Linked DNA regions of Homo sapiens: all the other regions are linked to region 2. Evidence: chromatin contacts called from ENCODE Hi-C or POLR2A ChIA-PET data. All regions are on one chromosome and are shown on one strand. The core of a region is the stretch at or near the end of the contact, and the rest is flanking DNA. Distances in the headings are between cores, read along the strand shown. Region 1 holds the start of DLG4 (discs large MAGUK scaffold protein 4). Region 2 holds the start of KDM6B (lysine demethylase 6B). Region 3 holds the start of ELP5 (elongator acetyltransferase complex subunit 5). Region 4 holds the start of SLC16A13 (solute carrier family 16 member 13). Region 5 holds the start of MYH10 (myosin heavy chain 10). Region 6 holds the start of EIF5A (eukaryotic translation initiation factor 5A).

What was found. A loop is a pair of places that touch in the nucleus more often than their neighbours do. ChIA-PET counts read pairs that join two places held with the same protein, here RNA polymerase II (POLR2A). Pooled maps may share reads with other maps.
Region 1: a map of gastrocnemius medialis shows a loop between it and region 2 (3-fold over the local background). The contact joins the promoter of DLG4 here to the promoter of KDM6B in region 2. A Hi-C loop is called at or near these places in 4 of 168 maps with a recorded cell type or tissue (ascending aorta, gastrocnemius medialis and naive thymus-derived CD4-positive, alpha-beta T cell), 2 of 37 single-sample maps with no recorded cell type and 18 of 50 pooled maps. POLR2A ChIA-PET finds 5 or more read pairs at or near these places in 1 of 52 experiments (activated B cell).
Region 3: a map of OCI-LY7 shows a loop between it and region 2 (11-fold over the local background). The contact joins the promoter of ELP5 here to the promoter of KDM6B in region 2. A Hi-C loop is called at or near these places in 8 of 168 maps with a recorded cell type or tissue (CD8-positive, alpha-beta T cell, OCI-LY7, PC-9 and 5 more), 13 of 37 single-sample maps with no recorded cell type and 19 of 50 pooled maps. POLR2A ChIA-PET finds 5 or more read pairs at or near these places in 1 of 52 experiments (B cell).
Region 4: a pooled map shows a loop between it and region 2 (7-fold over the local background). The contact joins the promoter of SLC16A13 here to the promoter of KDM6B in region 2. A Hi-C loop is called at or near these places in 1 of 168 maps with a recorded cell type or tissue (naive thymus-derived CD4-positive, alpha-beta T cell), 2 of 37 single-sample maps with no recorded cell type and 9 of 50 pooled maps.
Region 5: a pooled map shows a loop between it and region 2 (8-fold over the local background). The contact joins the promoter of MYH10 here to the promoter of KDM6B in region 2. A Hi-C loop is called at or near these places in 6 of 50 pooled maps. POLR2A ChIA-PET finds 5 or more read pairs at or near these places in 2 of 52 experiments (MCF 10A and activated T-cell).
Region 6: a map of CD4-positive, alpha-beta memory T cell shows a loop between it and region 2 (23-fold over the local background). The contact joins the promoter of EIF5A here to the promoter of KDM6B in region 2. A Hi-C loop is called at or near these places in 5 of 168 maps with a recorded cell type or tissue (CD4-positive, alpha-beta memory T cell, CD8-positive, alpha-beta T cell, gastrocnemius medialis and 2 more), 9 of 37 single-sample maps with no recorded cell type and 18 of 50 pooled maps. POLR2A ChIA-PET finds 5 or more read pairs at or near these places in 3 of 52 experiments (MCF 10A, activated B cell and activated CD4-positive, alpha-beta T cell).

Annotation. Positions count from the first base shown.
Region 1 is chr17:7,216,276-7,218,975 of GRCh38, forward strand. It overlaps DLG4 (discs large MAGUK scaffold protein 4), which reads right to left and starts at 1,352. Exons shown (of 20, transcript NM_001321075.3): 1 at 843-1,352. The coding sequence starts at 872. It also overlaps a transcript of ACADVL not described here.
Region 2 is chr17:7,832,958-7,835,657 of GRCh38, forward strand. KDM6B (lysine demethylase 6B) reads left to right here and starts at 1,260. Exons shown (of 24, transcript NM_001348716.2): 1 at 1,260-1,393. It overlaps DNAH2 (dynein axonemal heavy chain 2), which reads left to right. Exons shown (of 86, transcript NM_020877.5): 85 at 114-264; 86 at 422-785. The coding sequence ends at 576. It overlaps LOC124904106 (translation initiation factor IF-2), which reads right to left. Exons shown (of 4, transcript XM_047437265.1): 4 at 2,451-2,700. The coding sequence ends at 2,660. RefSeq lists enhancers at 352-963, 1,594-2,093 and silencers at 1,232-1,391, 2,642-2,700.
Region 3 is chr17:7,250,787-7,253,486 of GRCh38, forward strand. It overlaps ELP5 (elongator acetyltransferase complex subunit 5), which reads left to right and starts at 1,429. Exons shown (of 8, transcript NM_203414.3): 1 at 1,429-1,810; 2 at 1,984-2,044; 3 at 2,132-2,212. The coding sequence starts at 1,765. It overlaps CTDNEP1 (CTD nuclear envelope phosphatase 1), which reads right to left and starts at 948. Exons shown (of 8, transcript NM_001143775.2): 1 at 409-948. The coding sequence starts at 510. RefSeq lists enhancers at 551-1,138, 1,139-1,727, 1,596-1,815 and silencers at 676-795, 866-1,075, 1,846-2,085.
Region 4 is chr17:7,034,637-7,037,336 of GRCh38, forward strand. It overlaps SLC16A13 (solute carrier family 16 member 13), which reads left to right and starts at 1,379. Exons shown (of 4, transcript NM_201566.3): 1 at 1,379-1,945; 2 at 2,091-2,234. The coding sequence starts at 1,747. RefSeq lists enhancers at 818-1,318, 927-976, 1,707-1,946.
Region 5 is chr17:8,629,332-8,632,031 of GRCh38, forward strand. It overlaps MYH10 (myosin heavy chain 10), which reads right to left and starts at 1,394. Exons shown (of 43, transcript NM_001256012.3): 1 at 1,323-1,394. RefSeq lists enhancers at 1-545, 546-1,323, 1,324-2,101 and a silencer at 1,586-2,265.
Region 6 is chr17:7,306,336-7,309,035 of GRCh38, forward strand. It overlaps EIF5A (eukaryotic translation initiation factor 5A), which reads left to right and starts at 1,293. Exons shown (of 6, transcript NM_001970.5): 1 at 1,293-1,417. RefSeq lists enhancers at 1-418, 290-589, 419-1,229, 2,460-2,700 and silencers at 1,140-1,249, 1,610-1,779, 1,870-1,989.

The DNA of each region.
Region 1 (2,700 bases), core at 102-2,601, 620 kb before region 2:
GGAGATGGGGATATTGGGCACCTGCCTTTGGGCCACCCCCAAATTGTGCACCACCCACCCGGTCCCCCTCCTCAAATCCCCTCTCTCCCTAAGCCTCTCATCCTCCTCCTCAGGGGCTGGCAAGCTCGGCTGCTGCAATCTTCTGCCTCCTATGGGAGTACCCCCAAATCCTTGCCTCACCTGGTCCATTCCCTCAGGTGATCCCATGCCAGGGCCCCAGCCCTCTGACAACTTCCAACTACCTCCATTCTATATGACTGAACCCTAAATTAACAGTTCCCTCAAATTGAGAGAGCATCCCTAAATGCAGCCACCACGAGATGCTTGTTCTAGAGTCTGAAGGCCCACCCCTTCCCTGCCAGCTGACACCCCCAGATCAGTCAGGCACTCACAACCAATAACCTTTACCCCATGCCAGGAGCCCCCCAAAACTGGACAAGGCCCTTGGAAGCCAGCTTTTCCCTGGGGAGGAAAGAGGAACCCCCCAACATAGCCCACCTTCCCACATACACCAGCAGGACTCCCTTATGAGCCAGGCTTCTCCTTAAATAAGTCTCCCTCAAACAGCGCTGATGAACCCCCAAACCCGCCAGGCCCCCCGAACCATGGAATATCCTAAATTTTCCATATCCCTACAGGTACAAAGGGATCACTCCAGGGGGCACCTGTGGCCAAATCCTGCATTTTCTCAGATGTGAACCCCAAAACTAAATTAAGACCCCCAAATACATCTTACTTCTGATGCTGCCACTCCAGGGGCGCCAGTCCCAGATAAGGCCTACTAACCCCTCCCCACAAACTCATACCCTCCCCCCAGTTTATAGCCCCCCCATCATGCTTACCTTGGTTGTCACTATACAGAGACAGTCCATGTTGGGGGGCCTGGCCGCGGCGGCGGGTAAGGGGCTCTGACTTCATCGGAGTTTCGTTCCTCCCCTCCGTGGGTTCTCACCCCTCCCCCCTCCGCACCCCACTTTTGCAGGGGGGGCCAGGATGGGGGGAGGGGTGAGAGGGGAAGGAGGGGGTTGGAGAAGGGAAGGGGAGGGGAGCGTGGGAGGGAGGGGAAGGGGGCCCTAAAAGGGGCTCCCCAGTGGAGGGGAGGGGGCTTGGGGAGCACACCCCGATTCTCAGGAGGGGCGGGGGCACCGGGGGCTGGCAGCCCCGGAGTTCGGGGGCTGGGGCATGAGCTGGGGTGGGGGAGGGGAACTGGATTTCGGGGAGCCCCGGGGTAGGGGGGGGTCTTGCCAAACGGCCAGGGGCTAGGGGCCGTGGCGGGGGAGTGGGGTGGGGGGGTTGGAAACGGCAGCGGCCGAGGGAGCCGTGGAGCCGAAGAGGGAAGGGGAGAGAGGAGGAGAGAGGAAGCAGGGGGAGGGAGGGAGGGAGCTAGGAGCCAGAATGGGGGGGGTGCCTTGGCAGAGTTAACTCCTTCTGTGCTGGCAGGAACCCGGATAATGGGAAAGGAGATAGAAGCAGAAGCACAGAGGCCCCTGAGGCAAACATGGAGACCTGGCCAGCCACCAGCGATGACAGCAAAGACGATGAGGCTGGATTTCATTTCTTAGAGAAGGAAGCATCTATAGTTGGGCTGGGAGCACCCACGGTTATTTGAATACGGGAGGGAGGCCTCTCGGCAGGCGGTAGGGGGTCGGGTGTGAGGGAGGAGCTGAAGGAGGCAATCCCTGGGGGCCTAGTTCTCCCTCAGGTTTCTCAGGGGGAAACCTAAAAAGTTAAGCCCTAGACTCTTTAGTGCCTGAAACTGGGGCAGCCAAAGAAAACGAGGAAGAAAGGGAGAGTGGGTACAGGACCACAGAGAGTGCATTCTCGGTGCCCCAAGTCCCTGGGCCACTGACTCAGGCTTTTGTCAGCAGGGCCCCCAAGATTCCAGGTAATATTAGTGATATTTGGCTCACCCCTCCAGCCCTGCCTGCCCCTCAGGAAGTTAGGCGCTCGCCCCCACCTCCTTACCTGACTCTCTGAGAGGGAAGCCTCATAATAGTCCAGGATGTCTGTCACAGGAACAGAACTGAGTTACCTCCCCACCCCAGGCCTCTCCAGGCACATCACCCCTGTCATCACCGCTGCTGGCTGGCTGGCAAGGGAGGAGCCCTTTCAGCCAAGGCTGGTCCACACTCATGGAGGACACCATAGGCAGGACCCTGCATGGTGCTCCAGCTTGGACCAAATGATCTCTGGGCTCCCAAACAGCCCCCGAAGTTCAGTAATGGCCCTTGGAGGCCCAGGTCCCTCAGAAAACGGGCTACTCACCCAGCAAGGCCTGGAAGAGGTCGCTATGCAGCACTGTGAGGAGTGGGGGTGCCCACCGCAGCAGTGGGGGTGCCAGGAGCCAGAGGGCTGACCTGGGAGCTAGTGAGATGCAAGGAGAATTGGGACAGGGAAGATGCCAACACAGGAAGATGAACACACTGTCACTTCATCTCCCCAGACTGTGCCCTTCACCCCAGCCCCTACGGAAAGATTTGGGGAGAAGGATCTCCGAGCCCCAGCCCCCCACTTCGCTCCCAGACCTCCCCTCCACAAGGAGCCCTGTTTTTCACCTCTTGGTCTCTGGGACATCTCTCTCTTCTCTCACTTTAATCTCCCTAATCCTCCAGGATTGGAGTTGAGCTGCTTCTCCCCACTAAATTCCAGCTGTGAGTAAAGTAGGCCGTCTCTGAGCCGACCAGCTGTCCCATTCCCCCA
Region 2 (2,700 bases), core at 10-2,509:
GCAAAAGAGGGTACTGGAAATAATTGGACGAAAAGGGAGGAGAGAGGGAGCAGGTCAGGGGCGCTGGCAATTGAAGTCTAGCTTCTCCCAGACCTGCTCCCATTTCTCCCCAGGATGGTGTCTGGGTCCGGGGCCTGTACCTGGAAGGTGCTGGCTGGGACCGGAAGAACTCCTGCTTGGTGGAGGCAGAGCCCATGCAGCTTGTCTGCCTCATGCCCACGATCCACTTCCGGCCTGCAGAGAGCCGCAAGAAGAGCGCCAAGGGTGGGACAGCTCCCCAGGCAGGACCTGCCTGCCCCGTCCCTAGTTTGGAACTTAACCCATTCTCTGCTCCAGCCCATCCCACACCCGCTCCTGCCCTGCTCCTGCCCTGCTCTCCCGGAGGCTCCAGGGGTCTGACTTCTCCTCTCCTTTCCCCCAGGCATGTACTCCTGCCCCTGCTATTACTATCCCAACCGGGCAGGCAGCTCAGACCGAGCCTCCTTTGTCATCGGCATTGACCTGCGGTCTGGGGCCATGACACCTGATCATTGGATCAAGAGGGGCACTGCTCTACTCATGAGCCTGGACAGCTGAGACCTCCTCCTCTTCTCCGCTTGAGAGAGAGGGTCAGGGACTCCAGGAGCTAAGACAGATGTTGCACCTAGGACTGAGGCCGGACCTCACTCAGACTTTGACCTTGGCCGAATTTGTGTGATGTGGCCCTGGAGATACCTAGTTGTGTTAGCCATAAAAGTGAAAGAGTTGTATTGGAGCTCAGTGCTGTAAAACACCCGCGACAACAAGCCTTAAGTCTCTCAATGCAATGGTGAGGGTCTGGGGAGGGAGGAAGCCCAGGCCTCACGGAGGACAGAGCTACTGCGGAGCTGCTACTGGACGGGGAAAGAAGCGAGGGAGGTGGGGCGGCCTGGAGCGGAACGGAGGCGTGGCCCTGAACGAATGGGCAGGGCGGAGCCGCCTGAAGAGGCTGTGGCTTAAGTCTCCGGGCAGGACTTCAGTGGGTGGGGCGGGGCTTACCTTAGAAGGGCGCGTGATCCAAATGAGTAGGGATTTGTCAGGCAGGGATCAGGGCTGAACCCCGTACACTGCACCCTGAGGCCCGCACCCTGAAGCCCGCACCCCGCACCCGGCATCCTAGCCGGCACCCGCCCTGAGGCGAGCGGGACCGGCAGAAGACGGGGCGGAGCCGGAGAGGGGGACTAGAGCGCGAGGAGGGGCGGGACCACAAGGGGGCGGGGCTGGGGAGCGGGGGTGCGGGTGTTTGTGTTGGAAAATCCAACTGCGCCACTGGGCGGAGCGGCCCCCCCAGCCCCGGCCTGGGAGAAGGGGGGGCCGCTCGACCCCCTGGGATACCTTGGGGAGCCTGAACACCTGGGACCCCCCCCAGAACCAGGTAACGGGGAGCCGCGAGGACGTCTGTAAAGAGGGAAACCCTCTCCTTGCAGCAGGGCAGGACGCCTGAGTCTCTGGAGGGGTAGAGCTGGGGATGGACGTTTGGGTCTTGGGAAGGGCACTGGGAAGAAGACTGGGGCGGAGGTCATGGGTCCCCTAGAAGAGAGAACGGCGGGGAAGGAGGAAGAACTGGGAGGCAGATGTCTCAGGTTCCAAATGTCCAGAGGGGCCTGAAAGGACTCCCCGTTCCCCTTGGGCTGGGATTCCCCTTCCCGACTCCAGGGCGGGGCGGGGCGGGGCGCGGCGGTCCTTACTGAAGGGCAGGACTAAAGGGCAGAGTTTGCAGACAGGTCAATGCCATGGCCCAGTAAGGTCAGATGTGGTCAGACTTGGGTGTGTCCCGGTCCCAGGACTACTTTAAGTCTCCCTCCAGTTCTCTGCACGGGTGAGGTGTAGAAGCCTCAGCCTGACCTTCCCACCAGCGGCCCCGAGAGCTTCCCAGCGGTAGCCTTCGCCTTCTTCCCACCACCCCCCTGCGCCTCCCTTTCACTCCGTCTCGCCCCGCTAGCCTCCTCATCCCTAGTCCTTCTCCCACTCCGCCGTTCCCGAACCCTAGCGCGCCCCGCACGGCTTCTCGGTGCGGAGCCTTCCCAACGTAGCCACAAGATGGCGAGGGCGAGACGCACCCAGGGCAGGTGGGGGATGTGACCGTGAAAGTAGCTGAAGCCCCCCGCCCCGGTCCGAGGGAAAGGTAGGCTGAGGCCCCCACTTGACTTCCTGTGATCTGGGCCCCCTCACAGGAAATTGTGGGCAGGAGGTCGCAGCGCAGAAGACGGGGAGGGGGCTGGGGACTCAATCTCCGCCTCTCCCGGCTGGGGTAAATAGTGGGGAGGGGGGCACGCGGGGTGGTTGCTAAGCGACGTAGATTCGCTTCCTGTTTGCTGCAGCTTATGTTGTGACACTGGTGGGGGTTAGAGACAGCGGAGGGCCTGAAGACTGTGGGGAAGGCCGAGGGCAGGACGCCTGGTTCCCGGGACAGGAAGAGCCCTGGGAGGAAGGCGGGGAGGTAGCGAGCTGCGCCGCGACCGAAGGGGACTCGGTGGTTGTCCGGAGGGGGTTAGGGACCGAGGCGCAGCGTTGACCTCGGCTCCCCTTCCCTCCCCTGGGTTGCTTGTCCTGTTGCCAGAGTAACTGGAGGGCGAGACTTGGGAGCCGGATTCCCGAACTCTCCCGTCCGCCCAATCCGCTCCAGCGGTCGGCCCTGACGTCAGGGCCCTGGCAGCCAATGGGGAAGGGGGATGATAGCGA
Region 3 (2,700 bases), core at 179-2,678, 580 kb before region 2:
TCCTTGTTATAGGACCAAACACACACCGAGGTTCCAAATAGGGTCTTTCCCAAGCCCACATCCACAGATCCGGCTGTCATCAAACAGGTGTTCCCCGCCTCTTGGTTTCTTTAGCAACAACTCCAGCTTTCTTAAAGAGCGCCCCACCCACCACCTTAGCCCCCAAGAGTTGCCAAATCCTGTCCCATCTAGCCCCATCAAAACCCCCAAGGGCAAGGTTCTATTACAAGGGTCTCCCACCTCGCCCCGCTTAGGGTGCCCAATTCTCTGGCGAGAAAAGCCCCAGCCAGGATTCCCTTCCTAGGCCCAAACAGAGGCCCGACACTCCGAAAACCCCTGAGCACCACGGACAGATGTCCCCAACACCGCCAGACGTCCCCAACACCGCCAGCGCCCACCCTGGCTCACCGTGCGGATCTGCCTCCGCAGAAGGTAAATGAAGAAGCTCCAGAGCTTGGCGGCGAAGGCCACGAACGTGCGCAGCCCCAGCAGACACTGCGTCCGCATCATCCCGATGACCCCGGCACCGCCGGCCCCGGGGCCCCCGCGGCCCAGCTCCGCCAGCCCCCCGGGGGCAGCCCCCCGCCGCCGGGAGGGGGAACGGGGGCCCCGAGTGGCAGGAGAGGCTGCAGAGAGGGGCACGGAGCGGGCGGCTCAGAAAGCCACCCCTGGCGAGGGTAAAGCCCAGCGGAACGGGGAGCTGGGGGACAGGCGTGGGCAGCCCGCGGGGGCCCACATGGGCTGGGAGTGGCACCGACGGCTTCGGGGAGGTTGCGGGCCGAGACAGGTAGGGCTAGGATGGGGTCCTCCGAGACCTGGAGGGAAGGGGAAGGATAATTGGGGGAGGGGGCAGTGGGGGAGGGGGCTAGGGAAAAGGGAGGAAGGGAAAAGGGAAGGGGAGGGGGGGAAAGCAGAGAGTGGCCCGCTGCGCAGGCGCGCTAGGGGGCTGCTCGCAGGAACGGGGAGGGCGGGGGCAGCGGCGCGCAAAGGGCCGCGGCAGCGGAGAACGGGCCTGCAGAGCGAAGGAGCAGGGAAGGAGGGGGAGGGGGAGCCGGAGGGCGCAGAGCGCTGGGCCGGAGCGGCCTCCCCCTCCCCGAGCTCGGGGGTCCTTTAGCCGCTGGGGACCGGGGCTGCAGCCTCTGCAGCTGGGTTTCCCACTCTGACAGGCGCCATTTTACCGTCCAAAGGACTCCCTCTTCCTGTCTTTCCCCCTCCTCTTCCCCTTTGACACTACTTCCGGTGGTGACGTGTATTCGCTTCACCGGGACTAAGTTCCTCCTGCGCGGTCTATGGCGGGTAGGTATAAGGAAAGCCAAAAGCACTCCAAGCGAGGCTGCAGTATTGCGCACGCGCAGAAGGTGGCCGCGGGGCGGGGCCTGAGGCGAAGCAGGCCCCGCCTCAAACTGCGTGGGCGGGGAGAGTGACGTCACTTGGCCCGCGCTTAGGGCCCTCGCGGGGGGCTTGTGGGTCCTCCTCCCCCTCCCACTGACAACTGCCCCAACTGCTCTTCCCGCCCCGGTCACAGTGAAAATGTAGACGGGGTCGTTGTCCGTACGACTGTGCGCCAGGGCTCGGGGAGGGGCGCCCTCCGCGTGAGCGCCCCCCTGGGAATATTGAACATAATCACCTCTCATTCCAGACTATGTTAGGTCTTAATGGTGGGAGGACGCCCGAGTGCTCGGCCCGTTTCACCCCGAGGAGGAAGGACACTGGGTCATGACGCCATCAGAGGGCGCCAGAGCAGGGACCGGACGCGAGTTGGAGATGTTGGACTCGCTGTTGGCCTTGGGCGGCCTGGTGCTGCTTCGGGGTGAGAGCCAGAGGCACGGTGGCGGGGCGGGGGGTGCGGTTCGGGCCTGGCTGAGGGGACGGAAGTGGGCAGGAAGGGCCAGGGGTCACAGGCTAGGTGTGGAAATCGCGACGGGTTCGCGAAGGCGGTAATCCCAGCGCTCTCATACCCTTTATCCGTCCCTCGCTCTGCAGATTCCGTGGAGTGGGAGGGGCGCAGTCTCTTGAAGGCGCTTGTCAAGAAATCTGCACTGTGGTGAGTATCCCACAGTGTCTCCCCGGCCTACCCTGGATAGGGCACCTGTGCCCACTCTTTGACAATCCCTTCTCATCTCTGCCTTAGTGGGGAGCAAGTGCATATCCTGGGCTGTGAAGTGAGCGAGGAAGAGTTTCGTGAAGGTTTTGACTCTGATATCAACAATCGGTAAGTACCAGTTGGAAGAGATTTGATTAAATTTGAGACCTATAATGCTAAGGAAATTTCTTTACAACAAGCGCAGAACCTGGTATGTAGTAGCAGTTCCTTAAATATTCATTGAAGAATTGGATATGGATCTTTCAGGAGGCAAGAATTAATAAGAGGAGTGATGAGTATTTGGGGAGTCCAAAGCAAAGATCATAGAAGTCGAGAGAGAAATAGCCTGGAAATAGGGAGAACATGTGGGAAGGGTATTGCAGTAATCCGTTAATCCGGCTTCACTCTTTAAGGTACATATGTACCGAGCACCAACTATCAACCAGGTGCTGTGCAAGATACTGGAGACGGCAGTGAGTGAGACCTGTTCCTGACCTAATGAATTTTAGGGAATAATGGTAGGAAGTGATAGAGGCCTGGTTTAAGGCAGTGGCAGTAGAGATGGAAAGTTTAGAACACATGTAAAGGACTTTAGTGGGTAGAATTTCCAGGATTTA
Region 4 (2,700 bases), core at 129-2,628, 800 kb before region 2:
GTGGGAGCCTGTAATCCCAGAAACTCAGGAGACTGAGGCAGGAGAATCACTTGAACCCGGGAGGTGGAGGTTGCAGTGAGCCAAGATCATGCCACTGCACTCCAGCCTGGGCCACAGAGCAAGACTCCATCTCAAAATAAATAAATAAATAAATAAATAAATAAATAAATAAATAAATAAAAGACTGGAACTGTGATCTGATTCTAAAGACCCGAGTTCTTAATCACTATGTAATACAGCCACAGCAATTTCTGTATCTTTGGCATATTCCCCACCAGCCGACATTTTGACTCTTAGAAAGTATATATGTGTATTATTGATGATTACTTTTATTTCCCACATATAAAATTATTTAAGGCTCAATATGTCTTTTAAGACTACACACCTCCCTCCCTGCCTCCACTTCTTGTTTGCTGCTTTCCCCAGTAATCTGGGAGTGAACATTGAGTCCACGGTTTCAAGGTCAGGGTCCTGGGAAGTATGGCTTATAATGAAGGAACAGGAAATCCAAGCCATTGGTGTTATGGAGACTGGGAAGGACTGGGGAGTGTTTGCTAGGGGCCTGAGGACTACTTGGGTAAGAGGGGGCTGACTGCTCCAGTGGCCAGGGTCATAGTTTGTCTCTTTAGTCTACCCCACCATCAGATCAAAAAAGGTGGTTAGGAAGTGGTTGTTACTAGAGGGCAGAGGAAAAGGTTCCAGCCCCAGTGAGGAAGAGGTAGGTGGTGTTGGTGGGGCCCTGTGTGAGCTTACAGCCGCCCTTCCTCTCCTCAGTTATTTTTGGTCTCTGTGACCTGTAGGTTTCCTGTTAGTGGGAACAGAAGTGACAGGAACGAGTTCCCACTACAGAAATGAACGCCAGGAGTCCAACTCATTCCCCTTCTCTCTTCCCTTAGCCGTTGAACTTCTCAGGGATCCAGGCTTCTAGGTCTGCGTGCCTAGGGCTGCGTGTTAGTGGCTTCAGGCGCTGCGCCAAACACTTCGTTTGAGTCTCATCTCCTAACCCCTCCCCTACCCCCAACAGGGCCTTGCAATTCCTGGACCCCTCATTAAAGCAAGAGAGTCCTCTCCTCTCCAGACCCAGTTTACCCACCACTAACCCTTCCGTGTGGCTCTGGGTGCTGAAACGGGGATGACTTGGCCCGCTAGGTGAAGAGGAGACGGAAGCTTCCTGGCAGTCCCCGCGTCACGTGGGGCCCTACCTAGTCAGCCTCCTAACGCCCCTCCTTACGCATGCGCCCATTCACTGCTGGTCCCCAACAATGCCTAAATCCCGCCCTGCCCTTCTCGTTCCGCCCCTGCCCGGGAGCCCCGCGTCCTCATTGGCGAGCTCCAGGGTGGCCCGGCCCGGACACCCCAGTGATAAAATAGATCATCTACACGGAAACTGGCGCGCTCCAGGGGTGGGGCCCAAACTCAGTTCCACCCTCTGGCTCCCAGCCGAACACCGAACCGGGACCGATCCGGCCCCGGCTTGAACTAGCTCAGCTCCGAGCTCGCGGAACCACGCCCCCGGGAGACTCTGGCCCGGCCAGCGCGGGCCAGGTCTTCAGTCCTATATCGCCCCGCCTTGGGAAAAGGTGCAGGGGCCTCTCGCCGCCTCGTCGGGCCCTTCCTCTCTACCTGCCTCTCCAACCCCTCTCGGCCCCGAGCCACCCGGCAGCGGGGGTGGGTGTGCAGAGGTGCGGCGTCCAGAACCCGGCTCCTGCAGAGGCTCTGGGTGGCAGCAGCCCTGTTACCGCTTAGATGGCGCGCAGGACAGAGCCCCCCGACGGGGGCTGGGGATGGGTGGTGGTGCTCTCAGCGTTCTTCCAGTCGGCGCTTGTGTTTGGGGTGCTCCGCTCCTTTGGGGTCTTCTTCGTGGAGTTTGTGGCGGCGTTTGAGGAGCAGGCAGCGCGCGTCTCCTGGATCGCCTCCATAGGAATCGCGGTGCAGCAGTTTGGGAGTGAGTGCGGCGCCTGGATCTGGCGGACTGCGACCCTCGGAAGGGAGAGGGAATGCGGCGACTGGGAAGTGGAAGGGCGAGGGGCGGGAGATGCTGGGGGGGAGACCCCTGAGATCTTCTCGCAGCGCCCCTTCCACTTCCTCAGGCCCGGTAGGCAGTGCCCTGAGCACGAAGTTCGGGCCCAGGCCCGTGGTGATGACTGGAGGCATCTTGGCTGCGCTGGGGATGCTGCTCGCCTCTTTTGCTACTTCCTTGACCCACCTATACCTGAGTATTGGGTTGCTGTCAGGTGAGAGCCTGCACAAGGGCAGGAGAGTCAAATGCTTAGATCGTTGGATGTTCACCTCCTTCCTGCTCCTTCCAAAGGGTTCGGGGAGAAGCTGAGGGAAAGTTTAGCTAGCACCTGTACCCAGAAGGGAATTCTTAATAGGAATGACTAAAGCGACAAACATGGTGAGGAATTAGGAAATTCAAGGATGATGAAACCTGGCCGGGCACGGTGGCTCACGCCTGTAATCCCAGCACTTTGGGAAGCCGAGGCGGGTGGATCACGAGGTCAGGAGTTTGAGACCAGCCTGGCCAACATGGTGAAACCCCGTCTCTACAAAAATACAAAAATTAGCCGGGCCTGGTGGCGCTAATCCCAGTTACTCGGGAGGCTGAGGCAGGAGAATCGCTTGAACCCGGGAGGCGGAGGTTGCAGTGAGCCAAGATCGCACCACTGCACTCCAGCCTGGGCGACAGAGCAAGATTCT
Region 5 (2,700 bases), core at 144-2,643, 800 kb after region 2:
CCCCTACCCCACCCCAGCCCACCCCACCCCCTTCCATCCACCGCAGTGATCTTGAAGGGAGCTGCAGAGGCCCTAAAGAAACAGAGATAACGGCTGTAGGCAGAGGCCACGTTATCCAAACCTCACCAGCCCGGTCTGACCCGCCGAGTCGCCAACCTCCTTCCTAAGGCCCTAGTTCCAAACAGGCCTGGCTGGGGGCCTCCCGCTTCCCAGGGCCGCATCCGCCCACCACAGGCCCACAAAGCCCCCACAAATGCCAGGACTCCGCGGCTTCAACTTCCCTCCGAACCAATTCCAGTCCGATTTTATGGGATCAGGGTGTGACCCCCAACTGCAGAAGGCAATGAAGAGACTGCGGCGAGCCATTCCCAGCTCGCTTACACAATAAAGGGATCCCGAGGCGAGTGCTGACCCTCCCCCCGGCCGTCCTGCTGCAGCGCGCCCCGCCACATTTCCCGCCTCGCCCCCTCAAACCGCCTGGGCCTCGCAGGGCGTCCACCCCCGGCCTAGGCGCTCCACGGAGGGCGCGGCAGGACGCCCTCCTCCCGCGCTCCTTCCCCGGCGCCGGCGGAGTCCGACCCTCCCCACGCCCGCGGCCGGCTCCGGAGCCCCTCACCCGCCGCGCGCTTCCCCGGCCGCGCAGAGCCAATGCCCTCCTGTCCCTCCACCCACGGGTCGGGCGCGCGCCGCCCGCCTTCCAAGCCCATGGTGAACCCCTCTGGTGCTGCGGGGGACCGGTCGCGCCAGGCCTAACCCACCCAGCAACCCACGCAGGGGCCCTTCCTGCCCAGCGCCCCCCCACCCTACCGCCGGGACTGCGCTTTCCAGCCCCGCTTAGAATCCCCTCTCTTCCTGGGAGGCAGACACTGGCTCGCGGGGCACGCCGAGACCTCCGCCGGGACACTAGCCCCTCGACCTCGCGCCCCCAGGGATCCCACCCACCGAGAACCTGGTCCTCACGTCCCCACCCCCAGATCTCCATCCCCCAGCCCCCCAGGGGTCGCCCTCCTGCACACCCAGGCCCTGACCCCCGCGGGTTTCACAAGGACTTCATTCCCCGCTCCTCCGGGAGTCTCTCCATCTCCACCCACTGAGGTCCCAGTGCCCCCAGCCCAGGACCCTGCTCAAACTAACCTAAGGTCCCCGCAGCACAAACCCTACAGCTCAGAAGCCCCTCTGTCTTCCCCAGCTCCCGCTTCGGTCCCCCGTTCCTGTCCTCCAGAGCCGCCCGGGACCCCTCAGCCCAGGAGCCATTCCTCCCTCCACAAACTGTCCCCCAGCCCTGGGCCGTGCACTCGGACCCGGGTAGCCGCACCTCTCACCTTCAGCCGAAGATGGTGGCGCGGGCGCACGTCCCCAGCCGCGACCACAGATCCAGCGCCTCAGTCCCAAACCCACCGCTGCCTCCGCCGGGCTCCTTTAGCACTGCTGCTCGGGGCTGCCCCACCCACCCCTACCCTCATTGGGCCAGCTCCACGCCCATCACCGCCGCCCCCAGACCCACTGGTTGGTTTGCGCGCCCATCTCCAAGGGAAGACGTTAGCAACCCGAACGAAGCTACCTTCCCGAGTCCGGCTCCCTCCACCCACCTGGAATGACGCTCATTGGCTCCCGCTCCCAGCCCAGGCCACAGAGGCCCCAATCTCATGGGCTGGCTCTTACGCCCGTCATAGGCTCCGGGAGGTGCGGCCGGGGCAGTGGCGCGGGATTGGCTGGCTCGTGCGTAGATGGACAGCTGAGGCTGGCTGAACGCCCGGCGATCCCGCGAGGCTGCGGGTGCGGGCCCCGCGGCGGCCGGCGCGCTGCGCTGACATTGGCTGTGCGGGCCGCGGGGCAGGTGGGCCGCGGCAGGAGGCTGGCGCTCTGACTGCAGACTCCTCGTCCTAGCGTCAGGCAGCCGCCGCAGCCGCAGCACATTCGAGCGCCCGGTCGCCCCCTGTGCTTGCGGCAGCCGGCATGTACCGCAGCGGGACGGGGTTCCACCGCGGAGTCGCGGGCCCTCAGCGTTGCCTGCAGGGGCGGGGCGGAGCGCGGTCCAGAGTCCTGACGTCACCCCCGGGGCTGCGCGGGGTTGGGGCCGCGGCGCTGCGACTCACCTGCAGTGGGGGAAGGAACGCGGGGGAGGGCGCTGCTCCGCCCATGCGCACAGGGTTTGGCCCGGGACCCGGCTGCGCTCCACGCTGCGGCCACTGTCCCGACCCCGGCCCCAGGCGGACTCTGCCGGGATCGGCCGAGCGCCAGGCGCAGGACACGGTCCTCCAAGGTCGCAGTTTTGGTGTTAGCGGGGTGAGAGGCTCTCCTGCCCAGCCTCCAGGCAAGGCTGAGATTCCAGAAGAATGAGAAGAGAACCGACCTTGGAGAGAAAACTTGGAAGAAACTTTATTCACCTCATTCATTCACTCGTTCAGTCGCTCCTTCATTCATTCATCAGAGCTCCCTACGTGAAGGGCTATGAGAGGTTCTTAAGAATATAAGGCTGGATTCCTGTAGCGCTGTCATATCCCCTAGGGCTTATGAAAACGTTGGAGACTGAAAAACAGTGGCCCCAAAATAACGAAAGGAAACTGGAAAAATCAAAGTAAATAAAATTTAATGAAATGTCTGCAGAATCTAGGCAACTGCAACAAAACTCTTGCATAATTATATATAAATATAATAAAGTCTAAATCACATGAACAAAATGAATTATTCATACAAAAC
Region 6 (2,700 bases), core at 43-2,542, 530 kb before region 2:
TCCGCCCGCCTCGGCCTCCCAAAGTGCTGGGATTACAGGCGTGAGCCACCGCTCCCGGCCTACCACTATTTTATTTTATTTATGTATTATTTATTTATGTTTTTGAGACTTGAGTTTCGCTCTTGTTACCCAGGCTGGAGTGCAATGGCGCAATCTCGGCTCACGGCAACCTCCACAGGAGAAGCGATTCTCCTGTCCCAGCCTCCCGAGTAGCTGGGATTACAGGCATGCGCCGCCACGCCCGGCTAATTTTGTATTTTTAGTAGAGACGGGGTTTCTCCATGTTGGTCAGGCTGGTCTCGAACTCCCGACCTCAGGTGATCCGCCCGCCTCGGCCTCCCAGAGTGCTGAGATTACAGGTGTCAGCCACCGCGCCCGGCCCACCACTCATTTTTATAGACAATTTTTTCTAAGGGACCTCGTAGACAATACTTTGGGGAACCGCAGAGCACAGTTGGGGAAAACACAGTAATACCATCTAAGTTTCTTTACTGAGGACCTCAGAGCCGAATGGCCTCTATGGATGCCATAGAGACCAATACGGACTGAGGGTTTAAAGAAGATGGTGTCCGCCGCAGGACCGCTCTATCTTCTCGGGTGAACTCTATGGCAGAGCATAGGCATTCGATTTAGAGAAGTGAAGCCGAGATGGGTGGGAACCCGACCACACTAGCGCGCTAGAAGAGTGGGGCGGAAAGACATCTCCCGCGCATGTGTGGAACTGGGGGGACTGATTCCAAGACAAGGCGCCCACCCCACAGAGCAAGTTTTCTGAAACGTGTGAGTCGTTTAAGTCCAGTTAAAGCCGAGGTGGGGCGTATCCTGAGACGCATGCGTTCTAGACGAGACAAGTGATCTAGCGGCGTGGTCTTTTCAACGCCTGGCGTACTGACGGCGTCTGAGGTGGAAGGGGTTGTTTAGGATTCCGAACACGCATGCGTTCTGAGACCCAGGCGTTTCCTTTAGAGGGTGTGGAGTGCAGGGCTCCTTATTGCGCAGGCGCAAGGACTGCCCGGTAGGACGAGCGGTCTATCAAGGGGAGGGAAGATGAGGTTGAAGAGATTAAAAAACCGGGTGCGCCTGCGCGTTGCAGATTAGTTGAAAACGCTCAGGGTTTGTGAGGGGCGGGGTCACGTATGCGCGTCATTGGACGGGTCGGTGGGAGGGAGGGTGGAGATGGGTAGGGTGTGTGCGCTTGCGCAGTGCGGGGGTGGAGGGCGGAGGAGATAGATAGCACGCTTGCGCGGCTGTCATAGGGCTGCTTGGTTGGTCAGTGGGGAGTCGGCGCCTGCGTACTAAGACCCGTGTGCAGCAGCGGCGGCGGCGGTAGAGGCGGCGGCGGCGGCGGCAGCGGGCTCGGAGGCAGCGGTTGGGCTCGCGGCGAGCGGACGGGGTCGAGTCAGTGCGTTCGCGCGAGGTGAGAGCGGGCAGGGCGCGTGTGCGCGGTACCTTGGCTTGGGCCCGGGAGAAGATGGAACTGCGCGGGGGTCGGGGAGGGGGCAGAGGGGAGCGGCGGCCGCCGCCGCACGGGTTCGGCCAGAGAGCGGCGCGAGGTGAGGAGAGGCGCGGGCGCGCGCCCCGGTTGGCGCGCGGGGTGACGGTTGGGGTTGGCCCGGTGACGTTGGAGCGACGCAGGGCGGGGGACGGCGAGCCGCGAGGCAGCCACGCGGGAGAGGCCGCCAGGCGGCCACGCCGGGGCGAGGGCCAGGGGCCAGATCGGCCCACCGGGGCAAGGGTACCTGGGCCGTTGAGGACCCGGCTCAGCGCGGCCACGTGAGGTGGGGGAGGGGGCTATTCGGTGAGAGGGCATGATGGGGGGGGTTGGCGGACGGCCGGGGGGAGGGGAGGCGGCGTGGCTCCGGCCTGGCGCAGTCTCTGAGGAGGGGGCGGCCGCGGCACCGGAAGTGCCCCCCACGGGAGGCTGCCCTCGGGGTCGCAGGCCGCATGGCCAAGCGTGGACCGGGGCCGCATGGCAGCGCGGGGACCCCTCCCCCCAGGTCCCGGCCACCGGAAGCCCGGAACGGCCACATGGTCGGCAGGAGCCGGCAGCCCCTAGCGCGGGGAGCTAGTCCTCGCGGGGGTTCCGAGGGGGCCTGAGATTTTGAGGAGTGGAAGCCGGAGGCTCGGGTCCTAATCACCCCGGAGGGCCTGCTGCAGGCATATGTTAGCGCTTCCCAACCTCAAGGGCCCCAGGAGCTTTCCTGAAAAACCCTCCTGTGAAGTGTGGCGGTCAGCCAGGTGTAAGTGGCACCCCTTCGAGCTGGGAGGCCGGAGAAATGGGGAAACAGGGCGTTTGGACAGGAGCCCAACTTTTCTGTCGGCCTGGGTGGACAGCGCCTAAAAGCCTCAGGCAGATGAGTTTCCCACCGTGATAGGCGTTCTTCACCTTGTCACTGTCTTCCTGTTGTAACTGGTTTGGGAGTTCCACGGTTTCGAAGTCCTTAACTCTACTAGCCTAGTATGATTTTCTACTACTCACTACTACCAACCTTTTGCTTTCATTTTATTGTCATTCACCACCCCCCACCTCTCCCACTTTCTACTGACTGTACTGGCCCGGCCTGAAAAGCCGACAGGACAGATGCATCCTGGGAAAAGTGGGAGGGCCTTCCAGGAGAGGCTGGGTTCCTGGGTTCTCTTTGGGAACCAAGATCGAGGTGTTTGGCAGGGGGATCATTTCGGAAACAACTTTGCTTTCTC